Regions from separate parts of the Mus musculus genome. Here region 2 is linked to region 1. Evidence: chromatin loops called from intact Hi-C (ENCODE). Cell type or tissue: left cerebral cortex. All regions are shown on one strand.

What was found. A loop is a pair of places that touch in the nucleus more often than their neighbours do. Peaks named below come from ENCODE experiments on the same cell type or tissue, not always from the same donor. Only the 100,000 strongest peaks of a DNase experiment are listed, where the experiment ranks them.
Region 2: a loop joins it to region 1, with 2.9 times the contacts of the local background. A loop is called at or near these places in 3 of 42 quality-filtered maps.

Annotation. Positions count from the first base shown.
Region 1 is chr17:34,832,002-34,840,001 of GRCm38, forward strand. It overlaps Stk19 (serine/threonine kinase 19), which reads right to left and starts at 4,902. Exons shown (of 7, transcript NM_019442.3): 1 at 4,776-4,902; 2 at 4,429-4,565; 3 at 445-540; 4 at 12-151. The coding sequence starts at 4,875. Dxo (decapping exoribonuclease) reads left to right here and starts at 5,018. Exons shown (of 7, transcript NM_001163770.1): 1 at 5,018-5,215; 2 at 5,392-5,753; 3 at 5,900-6,135; 4 at 6,225-6,444; 5 at 6,547-6,682; 6 at 6,812-6,906; 7 at 6,986-7,185. The coding sequence starts at 5,398. The coding sequence ends at 7,136. It overlaps Skiv2l (superkiller viralicidic activity 2-like (S. cerevisiae)), which reads right to left. Exons shown (of 28, transcript NM_021337.2): 26 at 7,996-8,000; 27 at 7,690-7,830; 28 at 7,225-7,604. The coding sequence ends at 7,404. In left cerebral cortex, no CTCF peak of the experiment used is centred here; DNase peaks (open chromatin) are centred at 4,037, 4,951, 5,602 and 5,874; H3K4me3 peaks cover 2,811 bases; H3K27ac peaks cover 2,017 bases.
Region 2 is chr17:34,980,576-34,988,575 of GRCm38, forward strand. It overlaps Lsm2 (LSM2 homolog, U6 small nuclear RNA and mRNA degradation associated), which reads left to right and starts at 1,279. Exons shown (of 5, transcript NM_001110101.2): 1 at 1,279-1,510; 2 at 2,045-2,112; 3 at 4,534-4,564; 4 at 4,674-4,733; 5 at 4,842-5,316. The coding sequence starts at 1,508. The coding sequence ends at 4,967. In left cerebral cortex, CTCF peaks have their summits at 224 (motif pointing left), 1,564 and 3,866 (motif pointing left); DNase peaks (open chromatin) are centred at 238, 1,334 and 3,854; H3K4me3 peaks cover 1,863 bases; H3K27ac peaks cover 1,566 bases.

The sequences.
Region 1 (8,000 bases):
CCACATCTCACGTGATCTCCGGGTCCCTGAAGCCATAAGTCTGTGTCATCTGATCCTGCTGGAAACTGAGGTCCCCACAGGCTGGGAGCACTGAGGCCAGGAACTTCTGCACCGCCCCAGCACATGGTCGGCCATCACAGGCCTTGAGGACCTAGAACCAGAGTTGATGTCGGTAACCAGCATGAGCCCATCCCCCACCATGGCTCTCTATCTCTGACCCCACCCCCAATCCTGGGTCCTTCTACTGCCCTTTTTCCCTGCTTCCTTCTTCCCTCTCCCACTCTTCCTTCCTTCCTCCCCATCTTACTAATTACCAGAACTCTGTGCCCTCTATGGGTTATGTGGGTTAGACATAATGTCAGTTATTTCTATGCCCAGCTTCCCTCCTGAGACCACCACACTGGTGTACTCCCCACCCCCACCCCTCCCTCCTCTCTCACAGACCCGGGTCCTGTAGTCTTCCGTGAAGACAATCCCATGAGCATCCAAGTCAAAGCCTAGCTGGATAATTCGGATCTCTCCCAGCTCTTGAAGCTCCTTCTGTCTCCACAGAGATGAGAGGGGAAAGAGAAAGACAGGGTAAGACAAGCAGCCATGTTCTGAGCTCTGGGGCAGAGAGTCTGATTTCGGGGAGGGGGGATGGGGAGGGAGGATTAGGACATTTACCACGAAGACACTCAGGTGACCATCAAGCAGCTGCTTCCAACCAGTCACCTACTCACCTTATGAGCTGCTAATAATCAATATACATATTTTCTAACATCAGACTTATCAGTCACTACAATTAAACAGTGATGCAGGTCGTGCCTTTAATCACTGCACTTGTGAGGCAGAAGTAGCCTGGTGTGGTCTACTGTCTAGCCAGAGCTACACATCGAGAGCTTGTTTCAAAAGGACAAGACAAATAGTGATAAAGACAGATCCTACCCCCGAAGACTCATCAGTCTAGATGTTGGGTGGAGGTGTGTGAGAAGCACTGGATAAAATACTTAAATAAAAATGGAGCTGGCCATGATGGCACATGCCTGTACTCCGTACTGGATAGGGGAAGGCAGAACTTGTGAGTCTGTGGCCAGCCTAGGCTATGAGATCCTGCCTAAATGCCAGGCAAGCAAACAAGAAGTAAACAAAAACAACAAACCCAAATAAACAAACCATCCAGGACTTCTGTGGGCAGCAACACAACAGAAGCCAGAGTGGATAAAGACACCTCACCAATCTTTCGACCTCAGCTCAGGCCCCGGGACAAACACGCGCTGTGGCATGTCTACATGCTCACACACACATAAAACACATATCTGTCTGGAAAAAAAATCTTTTTAAGGGATTAGAGAGATGGCTTAGCAGTTAAGAGACTGGCTGCTCTTCCAGAGGATGCTGGTTCGATTCCTGGCAACAACGTGACAGCTCACAACTGTCTGTAACTCCAGTTTCAGGAGATCTGACCCTGTTCTGACCTCTAGAGGCACAGGGCACGCATGTGGTGTGCGGACACACATGTAAGCAGAACATCCATACACAGAAACAATGGGTCTTTTAAAAGTTTTTAATTGTTTAAGTAGCGGGCATGCTGGCTTCCACCTTTAATTCCAGCACTCAGGAGACAGACAGAGGCAAGCAGATCTCTGAGTTCAAGGGCAGTTTGGTCTACAGAGTGAAATTCCAGGGCAGCCAGAGATACAAAATGAAGAGGCCCTGGTTCAAAACAATAACACTGAAAAGCTCACAGGATCACAAGAACTACCAGACAGATATATTAAAGCAAGCAAAGACTCTGGGAGAAGGGAAACAGGGAGGGGGCATTTGCTGATCTGAGCAAATCTGCCCAGCACATGGCCAAAAATAAAGGGCTCACAGGAAGTAAAGCTCAGAAGACATGCAGCCCGGGCTGCACCTTTAATCCCACCAGGACAGCCACCAGGAGGAAAAAACTCCTCCCCAGGGAAGAGCAGAGGGTGTGGACACATCACAACACTTTGGACTGTTTTATTTAGCTTTTTGAGACAGGGTTCCTCTGTCTCCCACACCAGCCTCTAACTAGTAGGATCCCTCGGCCTCAGCCTTCTGAGTCCCAGAGTTACCTATCTGAGACGCAATGCCTGGCTAATAACAATTTATTTATTAGGCATTTTAGAAACAACGAAGAGGTGTTTTAAGGTTCTTGACATGGGTAAATGATAAATGATGGTAAAGACACTGATTCATAACTGGTCACTCCACGCTGTAAGCTCTCCCACTACACCTTAGCAAGATGTACGACTACATGAAGTTCAAACGACTTAAAATAATGCTGCTAATGCTGACGTGTTAAAAAAAAAAACAAGATGAGAAACTACTGGTAGGAAATTCTAAAAAGACATAGCAGGCTTAGGGCTGGTGGGATGTTTCAGTGGGTCAGGTGGCCTGCTGCTGAGCCCCAGGGCTTGAGTCAGCCCCTGAGATCCACGTGATGGGAGGAGGGAATTCAACCACACAATACCCTCTGACTTCTACACACACATGGTGGCATGTACACATGAACTTGCACATGCACACATATAATTTGGAAATAGAACATTAATAGGTAGCCCAAGCTGGCCTTAAGCTCACAGAGATCTGTCTGCCTTTACCTCTAGAGCAATGGGATTAAAGCCATATGGCAGTACACATGGCCAAAAATAATAATCAAATTTAAAATAATCATAAAAAAGATATAGGCTTAAATATGTCCCAGTCAGTCACCGTGGTGCATAGCTTTAATCTCAGCGCTCAGGAGGCAGAGGTAGGTGGGTCTCTATGAGTTCAAGGGTAGCCTGGTCTACAGACTGAGTTCCAGGTCATCTAGTGCTGCATAATAAGACCCATAAAAAGAAAAAAAAAAAAAAAAGTCCCAGTAGAGAATTTAAAACTGAGAAATGAAGACAATAAACTAAGACTTCAATGAGTGTGAAATACTTTAGTACAGCTGAATAAAAGACTATCGATCTGGGGTGGGAGCAATGCTCGGTGGCAGAGTAATTCCTGCTCTTGCAGAGCTCCCACATTCAGTTCCTAGCTCCCACATCTGGTGGCTCACAACCACCTGTAACTTGTACCTCCCCAGCTCCAGGGATCAAGTGCCATCTTCTGGCATCTGAGAGTGCAAACCCACATGTACACACACCCATGCTCACAAGCACATAGCCACAAGCAAATGAAATTAAGCTTTCTGAACAGATTATTAATCTAAGATGAAACTAAACAGTACAATTATAAAAGAAAGCCCAAAACTATTGAACATGGAAGTGTCTGAAGGGGTTCAAAGAGAAGATGTCTATGTAATTTCAGTGCCAGAAGAAAGCAATGAGAGAGGACAAGAGAAATTTCTTAGAGCTGGTGACAGGGCTGAGGAGGTGACTCTGCTGTCAAGTCTGCTGACCCAAGTTCAATCCTCCCCTCTCCAAAGAAAGAAGAGACTCCCTCTAGTTAACCTTCTGACTACTGTAAACCCCAGCATTAGGGAGATGAAAGCAGGAGAATATCAAGTTTAAGGCAGTCTGGGCTACAAATTAAGACCTTGTCTTAAAACAAAACTTGTGCAACTCTGAAAGCTTTTTGTTTAAAGAAAAAAAAAAAAACAGTTATAGAAAAGGAAGCACAGGGGCCATGGCCTGAGGAGGAGGTCAGAAGTCACCTGCAGGAATCAAGGTCAGAAACTCTGTAACAATATAAGGACAAAGCTAAGCAAGAAGGATCTGTGACAGCCTCTAAGGAGGAACTGCCCTAGTTAAAAGGAGCCCAGAGAGGTATGTAGCAGCAGAGAGCCGTTCACAGTGTTCTGACCTTCAACTCAGGCAGAGGTCTGAGAGTTCCTATAAAACAGAGACTGAAATCTGCCCACTGTGGATTTTTTTTGTGTGAAGAGACATGGCCCTGGCTTTCAATCGCCTTCTAAACTTGGCCACGAGGTTACATCACTCCTCTAGTCTCCCTAAGTATCTCATTTAGCCCCTATGCCTTGTGCACCACAGCCTAGAATGATCTGCAGCGTCATAGCCCACTGTCTCATACATCTATAATCTGCAACTCAGTGTACGCACATCAGGCAAGCAGCTACTCGGTGCCTCCCTCCTCTAGTCAATCCCCTAATCACTAACTGATCACTTGGGAAATCTGGGAATTAACACTAGACTCATCTCTCTCCTTCAGTCAATCTCTCTCACCGGTGACCTTCAGTACACCTTTGTCCGCGCTCACTAACCTTCTCTAACAGCCATCACCTGTCAGATGTGACATCTGCCTGCAGTTCCAAACCCCTGGGATTTGCTCTGCATTTGCCTTGGCCTAACGCCTGCTGACGGACGACTGAGTGTCTGAGCGACAGGGACTTGGCGAGTGCCCTCGAGGCTGCGGGTCGGAGGGCCGGGGCTGGTGGGGGGGGGACACGCCAAAGGTCTCCAAGGTGCTCACCAGTTGTAGGTCGGCCACCGTCCGGTCTGGCACCAGACTGTACACTTGGCTCCTCAGCGCGATGGGCGGCAGCGCATCCTCGAACAGCCCCCGGGGAAACAGCTTCACGAGCTCCTCGATGGCCTCGCGCGCCGAGCCTGTGGTGGAGCAAGCGCGTGGTCAGGTCCGGGTGGAGAGCGAGGGTGGAGACAGCGCGGAGGTTCGGACGCCCCAGCCCTCAGAGTCGCTGCCCAGCGCCTGGGTTGCCATGGTTACTACCCTAGGTCCTCCTCCTCCTCCTCCTCCTCCCCCCCCTCCTCCAAGGGTGGATACCCTCGGGCTTTCCGCGCCCAGGTTGCCATGGTTACCTGCTCTTGTTCTTAAAGGATCCGCTCTCACGGGCCCCGGCGCCCGCCTCCGCTTCACCCCAAAAGCCTCAGACGCCAGGAGCCGTCTCTTGCGATTCATAACCCGGATTTCAGGATTCCGGGAAAGGAGTCCCGAAGACCGCGTCTTCCGGCACAGAATAATGACGACGGGCCCTCTGGCTGGTCGTCTGAGTTTGATGACGAAGGCAGCCTCACTTCCGTCGCCCGCACCGCTGCTGATTGGCTCCCGACCAGAGCGCTCACTGGGGCGCGCCGAGGCGCGAGTGGCCCGCCTGGGTTCCCGCTCCGGTGCAGACGGACCTCGCCCACTCCGACGCTGAGGGCGGATGAGAGCGTCATCAGAAACAGCAACTCCGTGTTTGCATCCTTCTCCGGCTTCTGACGTGCGGCCCTGACGCCGTAGCCTCGAGGAGGTGGAGGTCGGTCAGGGTGGGGAGCTTTGAGGTAACCAAGTCTTAGCTTCAACCCCCAAACTCCTCAAGCTCGCCGCGTTCGTTGGTCCGTGGGTGGGAACGAGGCGCCCGGCTCCTGACACGCAGAGCCCAAACCTGGAAGCTCACTCGCTCCTTATCCACTGGAAACGCTTTCCTCGCAGGACCTCATGGAACCCAGAGGGACTAAGAGAAAAGCGGAGAAGACAGAGGTGGAAAAGCCTTTGCACAAACTCCCCCGGGCAGTCCCTTTACTGCGGACACAGCCCTCTCTGTACTCGGGACCCTTCCCGTTCTACCGGCGTCCATCCGAACTGGGCTGCTTCTCCCTGGACGCACAACGCCAGTACCATGGAGATGCCCGAGCCCTCCGCTACTACAGCCCCCCTCCCATCAACGGCCCAGGCCCGGACTTTGACCTCAGAGATGGATACCCTGACCGATACCAGCCCCGGGACGAGGAAGTCCAAGAGAGGTTGGACCATTTGCTGCGCTGGGTCCTGGAACACCGGAACCAGCTGGAGGGGTGAGCCCGGTGCAACGCAGAAGCTGACCTGGTGACCCGGCTTTCTCTTCTGAAGTTGGGAAAGCCAAATGGTCTTTAGTGGGGACTTTGAGTCAACAGAAGTAAAACTCGAGTCAGACCATAAACCCCGCATTCTTCCCTCCCAGGGGTCCCGGCTGGCTGGCAGGGGCCACGGTGACATGGAGAGGGCACCTGACAAAATTGCTGACCACGCCGTATGAGCGGCAGGAGGGCTGGCAGCTGGCAGCCTCCCGGTTCCAAGGGACACTGTACCTAAGTGAGGTGGAGACCCCGGCTGCTCGGGCCCAGAGGCTTGCACGGCCACCCCTCCTCCGGGAGCTCATGTACATGGGCTACAAATTTGAGCAGTACATGTGCGCAGGTGAGAGTCGTCGCAGCCGTGCGGTCCCTCTCCCCTTCCACAGAGGTCGAGATCCCCTTCCTCTGCTGCTGCCTTCTCTTCTTGTGCAGACAAACCCGGAGGCTCCCCAGACCCCTCTGGGGAAGTTAACACCAACGTGGCCTACTGCTCTGTGCTACGCAGCCGCCTGGGAAACCACCCTCTCCTGTTCTCCGGGGAGGTAGACTGCCTGAACCCCCAGGCTCCTTGCACACAGCCTCCCTCCTGCTACGTGGAGCTCAAGACATCCAAGGAGATGCACAGCCCTGGCCAGTGGAGGAGCTTTTACAGGTTCTGGCCGGGGCCGGGACTGACGGGGGGGGGGGTTGGGGGGGGGTTGGGGGGGGTTGGGGGGGGTGGAGGGTCCTGCTGACCCTTTGCCTCTCCCGTCAGACACAAGTTGCTGAAATGGTGGGCTCAGTCGTTCCTCCCGGGGGTCCCACATGTTGTTGCCGGCTTCCGGAACCCAGAAGGTTTCGTCTGTTCCTTAAAGACCTTTCCTACCATGGAGATGTTTGAAAATGTCAGGGTAAGGCAGGTGTCAGAGTGGCCATCTGTTTCCCCACCCCCTGTACCAAGTCCTCAGACCCAGTGCCCCTTTGCCACCTGCCTTTTCCTCTTTCCACCCCCAGTCTTCTGCCTCTTGTGCCCCCTCCAGAATGACCGAGAAGGCTGGAATCCCTCTGTGTGCATGAACTTCTGTGCTGCCTTCCTTAGCTTTGCCCAGAGCACAGTAGTCCAGGACGATCCCAGGTAAGGCCTTCATGTTTGTGCACTGCCTCTGGATCCCGGCTCAATCTCTGGCTTCACCCCACACCTCTGTCTTCCACAGGCTTGTCCACCTCTTCTCCTGGGAACCTGGTGGCCCTGTCACTGTGTCTGTCCATCGTGACGCACCCTATGCCTTCCTGCCCTCATGGTATGTGGAGACTATGACCCAAGACCTCCCACCACTCTCAAAGACTCCCTCTCCCAAGGACTGAGGACAAGTCTGGGCTCCGTGCAGATAATAAAGGCGTGTTTCTAAGTGGGTCTCTTGCTGTGTCTGAATGGAGTCACCTCTGTTCCAAGTTACCATACTCCAAGCACTCTGGTTTGCTCTTTATTTATATTTTTGGGTTTTTAGGGGGTTTTTTTTGTTTGTTTTTAGTTTTTTCAAAACATGGTTGGCATCAAACTCAAAGAGATTTATCTGCCCCTTCGCTGCTACTACAACCCAGCTTATTGTTACATTTCTATCCACACATCCTTTACTGGGTGTAGAGGCTGGCTGCGAAGACGATGTCCCGCCGTAACAAGGTGGCTGCCGTCTCCATCTTGGCACCCAGCACAGGCTCACCCACCAAACGTGCTGCTCCTCGAAGCGAGCGACACATCTCAGCCAGACGCTGGATGCAGCGGACGACCAAGCCCTCAGGGGTCCCTGAGAGCCCTGCCAACTCGGAGAAGGGCTATGGGAAGAGCAGAGTGAAGACTAAATGTGCCAGGTCTTGCATGGCTTCTCCCAACCAGCCAACTGCCAAACCCGGCACTTACCATACCCCTAGCCCACTCATACACAACCTCTACCAGCCCAAAATTCAGCTCTCCCACAAACTCCTCCACTGTCTGGTTCAGGCCACAGGCCACCTGAACCTCGCCAATCCGCTTGGCCACAGCTTTGACTCGTTCTACCCCCTGCAGAGGAGGAAGGAAGGGTTAAGACCTCCAGCATCAGGACCAGGGAGGCCCCTATTGAGGAGGAGATCAGACACACTGTGGGAGGCCTTTACCAAGACTGAGAAGAGGGTGGAGGGGTGGGGGTGGCAATGTATAATCCAGGAGAGGGGTGATGGCCCCTACCTGTT
Region 2 (8,000 bases), 150 kb after region 1:
ACAGAATAGAAAGTGTTTCCCTATTTATCCAGACATGATATCCACAGAAGATACAACCTAGCAACTTCCCACTTAATGTAATTATTTAAAAAAAAAAAAACAATAGGGCTGGAGAGATGGCTCAGCAGTTAAGAGCACTGACTGCTCTTCCAGAGGTCCTAAGTTCAATTTCCAGCAAGCACAGAGTGGCTCACAATCATCTGTAGTGGGATCTGATGCCCTCTTCTGGATGTCTGAAGAAAGCCACAGCATACTTACATAAAACAAGTCAATCGAAATAACAACAAAGCCCTTTCATCTCAGACCATCTCTTTCTTCTCTGGAACTTGCCTACTGAGGCTTTTCTAGTTTTTTGTTTTTTTTTTAAATCAGTCAGCTCTTGTGAACTCCTTCACAACCAGCATGTTACAAGCCTGGTAATGCTGTTCCCAGAACATCCAAAGTAGTATCTGTCGGTGATCTAGTTGAAAATATTTCAGTAATGCAGGGATGGATCAGCAGTTACAAGCATCTGTTGCTCTTCCAGAACACCCAGATTTGATTGCCAGCACCCACAAGGAGGCTCACCATTGTAACTCCAGGCCCAGGGCATTTGAAGCCCTCTCTTCTACCAGGAACTCATGTAGTACAGACATAACATACAGGCAAAAACTGTCAAACACACACAAAAAAAGCTAAGATAAAGTAAAATATTTCTGTCACTGAGTTCCAGTCAGTTTAGTCCTTTACAGACGAGTCCTATGCCAAATTATATATATATATATAACATTAGAGCTGGGATGTTGTTCATTTGCTTTGCTTAGAATGTGTCCGCTCTGGGTCAACTTTGCACCCCAAAAGACTGAAATTGAGAGAAACTTACTTACTGGGAACCTTTGATAAGAATCAGGATTTGTGTTCCGGTTTCTCTCTCACACTCACACACACCATAACCAGTGTGTATTGGTGTATATTTTATTCTCTGACACAGGGTCTTGCTATAATAGCTTTAGTTGACCTCTAAACCAGAATCCTCCCGTCTCAACTCCAGGATTCCAGTTGGGCACGAACGCTGTCCAGCTCTTAGCAACATTTTAAATTTTACTAAAGAATACGCAAGTCATAATTTTCTCAATCTTCCCAATAATTCCCCATAGAAAACGTAGACTACGAGCTAATCACGCGGCAGAGAGAAAAGTCTCAACAACCATCAGAAAAAGAGACGAACTACGTCCAACGCGCAGCTGCCACGGCCCACGCATGCGCTTGTGAGAAAGCGGCTGCTCGGGAGGAAGTGGGGGGGACAGGAAGTTCCGCCCCTCTACCGGTTTGGCGGTCCTCTCGGCTCTGCCCTACCCCGCTCCCTTTGAGCCTGAATTCAGCCGAGGTTTTCGCGGCTCCCCGTGCGCCTGCGTGATCCAGTCTTGCTTCACGCGCGGGCTCGCGCTCCGGCTCCCGCCCTGCCTCCGGCTCGCAGTCCCCGGCGCCTTCCTTCGCGGTCCAGGCCGCCCCGCGTGGCGCCAGCACCATGGTGGGTACCGTGACGTCAAAAGGGAGCGCCGCCGCTCGCGGCGGGCGGTTCGAACCGTGCGGGCGTGGGTGCGGGCACTCGTGTCGGTCGCTTGGGGCGGCAGCCAGGCCCCAGGGTTTTCCGTACAGCCTTACTGCCCACACCCCAGTGTGAGGAGGCTGCTCGGAGCCGATGGTGTTTTGGGGGAAACCTTTAGCAAGTCCAAGAGAAAGCCCACGGGCGCCGGGGGAGAACGGGAAGCGAGCCTTGCACTTCTGTGCTGTTGACGAGGACTTTGTGAGGGTGCGGTTGGGAAGCGGTCTCAGCTGGGAGGTGGTCGACTCAGAGAGTGGGTTCTAGCGTCGAGGGGTGCAACGCAGGTCCTGTCACTCCGTGGCTCCGTGAACTGCAGAGTCCCGTTTAACGGATTGTTGTTGGTTATGAAGTTTTGAGAACTACTAGGAGGGGCTACAAAGACTAGTATTTCAAAATACTGTCACGGGCTCCTCCTCCCCGTCCCTTTTCATGTGATAGTTCCTCCCTCTTTTCCAATAGCTCTTCTACTCCTTTTTCAAGTCTCTTGTGGGCAAGGATGTAGTCGTGGAACTCAAGAATGACCTGAGGTAGGTCCTTATTTTAGCGAGTTGGTGGAAGGTGGGGGTGCCGGGTGTCCTGATCCTTTTTGTCGTTGTTGTTGACAAAGTTACTTCAGAGTAGGTAGGCAAAACACAGAAGAAATACCTTTCGTCTTAAGTGTAAAAGATTAGTTTAAGAGTGAGCCTGGTATTGTGACACATGCTTGTAATCCCAACACTGAACGCAGAGGTGTGAGTTCAAGGACAGCTTGGTCTACATATGTCCAGGGCCATCCGGAGTTACACAGTGAGATACAGTTAAGTAACATGTATGTGTAGTCCTGGCTGTCCTGGAACACACAGATCCACATGCCTCTGTCTCCTGAGTGCTAGGATTTGCCTGGCTGTATCATTTGCTCTTAACGATTCAGGAGTTGGGGTAAATGCTTAAATGCTGTACCACTGGAAATATGTTTATGGGTTCTTGTCACATCCGTTAAGGTCTACTTGGTTCCTAATAGTGCTTCGAAAATTATAGTTTCATTGAAGCCGGGTTTTGTTTGCTTTTGTTTTCTTTCATGTACTGGGCATGCTCAACAAGTGAACTTCATATGCAGCCCTCATGTTTCTCTTTAAAATAACTTTTTTTTTTTTTTCCAGACAGGGTTTTTCTGTATAGCCCTGGCTGTCTTGGAACTCACTCTGTAGACCAGGCTGGCCTCGAACTCAGAAATCCGCCTGCCTCTGTCTCCCGAGTGCTGGGATTAAAGGCGTGTGCCACCACCGCCCAGCAAAATAACTTTATTTGTAGACTCTTGAAACCTTTGAACACACATCAGTGGTTGACCAGCAGGATGGTTCTGACCAGTGTGGCCAAGTTAGAAGCTGGCCCAGACTGAGGTGCAGACTAAGACCTTTCATAGTCTAAAAGTCAAATCACACGAATGGTCTACAGAGCTGTGGGGATTCATAGGATGTAGAGAGTGAGGAAGTAAAACTCAGGATCTGAGGTGGTTAAAGTTGGTTACACAGAGGGTAAATATAATATAAGGTGGGGCATGTAAGGTGGTATGGGAGCACTGGCCTTGATAACCTTGCTTAGGGGCTAGAGGGCTGGAGAACTGAGAAGACTTGACTTGTATCTTCATTATTAAAGATAAGTTGGGGGGGATAACATTTGAAATGTAAATAAAGAAAATATCCAATTTTTTAAAAAAGAAGAAGAAGCCGGGTGTGGTGGCGCAGGCCATTAATCCCAGCACTCGGGCTACACAGAGAAACCCTGTCTCGAAAAAAAACAAAAACAAAAAAAAACCAAACAAACAAACAAAAAACTCATACGAGAAAAAAAAGAGTGTAGCAAAAATAATAAAGAGTAATTCCAGCTACCAGTATGTGTACATAGGTCTGTGACTCCAAAGCAGTAAATGTTTACAAATAACAGTTAGGGAAGCTGCAGAGATTGCTCAGTGCTTTAAAAAGAGCTTGCTGGGGGCTGGAGAAATGGCTCAGAGATTTTAAGAGCACTGACTGCTCTTCCGAAGGTCCTGAGTTCAAATCCCAGCAACCACATGGTAGCTCACAACCATCTGTAAAGAGAGCGGACATCAGACGCCCTCTTCTGTAGTGTCTGAAGACAGCTACAGTGTACTTAGATATAATAATAAATAAATCTTTAAAACAAAACAAAACTTGTTGCTCTCCCTGAAAAATAAGAGTTCAGTTTCCAGCAACTACATTAGGTGATTCACACCTACCTAGAACTCTGGCTGCAAGTGATCTGATGCCCTCTTCTGGTCTCTGTGGGTAACTACATGCACATACACACAAATAATAAAAATCAATATTTTAAAAATAATAGTTGATGCTTCTGGGAGTCATGCAGATCTGGGCTGACCTTCAGTTTATTGGTTGTAAGTTTTGTTACCTTCCATGACCTCTCTCATATCCTGGAGGATGATAATACTTTGAAAGATGATTAGCTAAGTGGTGTTGATAGCAGTGCATCCCTTAAACCTTTAATCCAGCACTCAGGAGGTAGAGGCAGAAACAGGTGTGAGTTTGAGGCCAGCCTTATCTACATAGCTAGTTCTAGGTCCTCACAGAGAAACCCAGTGGGGAATGATCATGAATAGTGGGTCCCAGCTGTAGTTCCACAAGTGGAGGTAGGAGGATTGCCATAGTTTGAGGCCAGCCTGGGCGCAGTGAGATCCTGTCTTTAAAGGGAAATACAAGTAGTAAATGGAATGCAAGCCTGGCCTGCAGTAGTTAAATATTAGCTTCTGATGCATTGGTGTGAGCAAAGACTGAGTCTGGGATGCATTTTCGTTTCTACCTCAGAACTCACAGATGCTGCCTGCAGGCCTCAGGTCCTTAAGTTCCTCCCCGACTTGTCGTTCTAGTTTTGATTTTTCCCTCCACGCTGATTTCAGCATAAACCAATGCTTCTTCCCTCTTTGCCCTTGACAGCATCTGTGGAACCCTCCACTCTGTGGACCAGGTGAGATATACAATAAGGGTCAGTTTGTTCTTGGGGAAGGAAAGCAGCCAGTGAGGGTGGGTTGTTGTATCTTGTCTCTAGGGTTAATGACGATGTTCCTCTTTCTTAGTACCTCAATATCAAACTAACCGACATCAGTGTCACAGACCCTGAGAAATACCCTCACATGGTAAGTTGGGGCTGGGGAGGGGGAGGAGGAGGAAACCTTTAAAGCAAAAGGCCCCTGGGTGGCCGGAGGACACACTTTTAATGGAGGTGCTTTCATATTTGTCTCCAGTTATCAGTCAAGAACTGCTTCATCAGGGGCTCAGTCGTCCGCTATGTGCAGCTGCCAGCAGATGAGGTGGACACACAACTGCTACAGGATGCAGCAAGGAAGGAAGCCCTTCAGCAGAAGCAGTGATGGCACCTCCCCCCTCCCCCTCACTTCCCCATTGGTGACCCAGAACTTGACGTCCTACTGAGGACAAGAACACCCCTGCCCAATACTTAAGGTGTGTTTTGTTTTGTTAATGATTTTTTTTTTTTCTTTTTAACTGAATGGATGAGAGATAATTCCTCTGCTGAGAAGGGAGGGTAAGAGAGCCAGGAACTGCAGAATGGTCCTGGACTGGCTCCCAGTCTGTACCTTTTTCTCATCTTTCCTGGAGATGGGAGCAGCATCCTAAGCCCTTCCGTGGCGACATGTAATACATTTGAGGGATGGAAAGATCTGTCCCGCATCGGGAATAAAACTTATGATGCAAGCTGAATTCCTGGTTTGTCGTCTGCTTTGGGCAGGGAGTTGAGAAAGGATGTTGAATTCACTGACACTCCAGCACCCTACATTCCTCCTCCTCCCATCTCCAACCAAGATTCCAACCTGATTTACCAGCATGATGTACTTCTGCCCTAAAGCTTGTAGTCGGGTAAATTAAGGTGCCAGTGCCAACTCTTAAACATCCAGCCTTTCCTCCAGCCCACCACCCACCAAAGGTAATGGAAGAGAAAGCTCTTAGGATGTGGGGGAAGTAGATTGGTTTAGCAATAGGTGAGCTCAATCTTTATCAGCAGTTCAGTCCTGTAGCAAATACCAAATATGAAACTGCAGCTGCAGATGGTTCTTTCGGACAGGCAGACCCCACACATAAACCAGCAGCTGTAGTCCAGTCCTCTTAGCTAGCATGAACTAGCAGTTGTAGTTCAATCCTGAAGAAGCCACCCGGCTTGCCAGAAGACGTTGAGCCACTGAAGCAGCAAAAAGCTACAGGAACCTCACGAGCAGTTCTTGGGTGAGTTTCTCTCAATGGCAGCATTACTGCAAGTGGAGCTCAACAACGCTATGCAAGGTGAACCAGGTCACAGGTGTCATTAGCAAAGAATAGCAAGGCAGAGCAAACCAAACCAGTTCTCATGCTCCCCGTTTGTAGGGTAATATTTACACTCGTTTATCATGCGCTCTTTTATGTGTCTGCTATAGCAAGACATTCTTTCACCTGTGTGCCCCAGGAAAACATCATTTGACATAATCGACTTTCCAAAGAAACTAGAAGTTTCTACTTCAGCCACTTTAGAAGCAAACTCCCAATTAGAGGTTCTTCAGTGTCCACCATCTTCTTAAACTTTTTTTTTTTTAAGATTATTATATGTGAGTACACTAGCTGTCTTCTTGCTGGAATTTGAACTCAGGACCTTCAGAAGAGCAGTCAGTGCTCTTAACCGCTGAGCCATCTCTCTAGCCCCAACCACCATCTTCTTAGAGGTAGTATTGGGGTGCTGGCAGGAGCTCTGGCATGAAAAGCCTTATGTTATTAAAACATCTTAAGAGCGGGGCGTGGTGGCACACGCCTTTAATCCCAGCACTCAGGAGGCAGAGGCAGGCAGATTTCTGAGTTCGAGGCCAGCCTGGTCTACAAAGTGAGTTCCAGGACAGCCAGGGCTATACAGAAAAACCCTGTCTCGAAACGCCCCCCCCCCCCAAAATCTTAAATACCATAATCTAGATCTCAAGACTATATATAGCATATCTGAATAGGCAAACATTGCTTGTTTCTAGCTATTTACTATCTACTTAACTTTGAAAACATCTACAGAAGGCTAAATAACTCTTATTTCTGTAATTAGCTAAACTAATATCTGCCATGACCACAATTTGATTAATTACTAACTTGCATTTCTTAATTATCCTAAACAGTTTGTAATATAGTATCATTTAAGGATTTTAGAACTTTAGATTTTTAAATGAGTTGCTGTGGTGCAATACTCTAAACTAGTTGAAACATATACAATATGATAAAACAAAAATATAATCTTGAATGCATATCAGTATACAAAAATATACTCATGGGAAAATATTTGGCTTATTGATGTTCATTAATATAAAAGTAGATTTGGGTTGGAGAGATGGCTCAGTGGTTAAGAGCACTGAGTACTCTTCCAGAGGTTCTGAGTTCAAATCCCAGCAACCACATGGTGGCTCACAACCATCTGTAATGAGATCTAATGACCTCTTCTGGTGTGTTTGAAGACAGCTACAGTGTACTTACATATTATAATAAATCTTAAAAAAAAAAAAAAGAGAAGTAGATTCAATAATCTACCCTTTTATCCTATCATCTCTATATTCCCCTTTTTCTTTTCACCACCTCTCCTCTCCCTTCCCACTAATACTAGATAGGAGAGAAAGGAGGAAAGAAAGAGATCCCTGAATCTAATTTTACTGGGTTTCCTGGTTGACTAAGACCATTAACAGCGTGTGACCCATCCCCCTTAAACAATGACAAATATCCATCACCCAGCAAATGAGCAAAACCCACCCATCCCACCTCTTAGGAATGGCGGCATTGTTCTCTTAAAATACTTCCTGAGGGCAACAGCATTTTTTGAGGACCTTAAGAAAATTGAGATATTGGTCAAGTCCTGGGAGAGCTAGCTAGTTGTATCATTTGTGGTCCAGTCCTTGTGATGGGAAAGAGCAAGGCTTAATTGAAGTCCTGGCTGGAACAGCCTGTGGGACTGGAGCATCTTAGCAAGGCATGTTGAAGTTGTCCTGGATACAGATTTTTGAGGAAATAATTCCTGAGGCTGTGAAGCTGGATCACCAGGGCTACTTGTCTGGTCTTTTTGATCTGAAAACACACAAAGTGTGTATAACTACAGAATCAGCCTTTTTAGACTTAAAGCAATCACCTATTGAAATCCCGAATATGTGTCTATGGTCTGGAACATATACTCTAATTTTTTAAACTCTGGAAAAATGAAACATACTCATTTGCCAAATTTCTTTGGGGGGGGGGTTCCCTTTGGAATTTGGAGTTTGGTTTTCCAAGAACAAATGGGACATTGTATCATTTTCTTGGCTTGTTGCCAAGTGATAGAAGCCTCTTTCTTTAAACCTTTGCTGTTAGCATGGAGATTATTTTTGTTTTTTGAGACAGTGTTTCTCTGTATAGCCTTG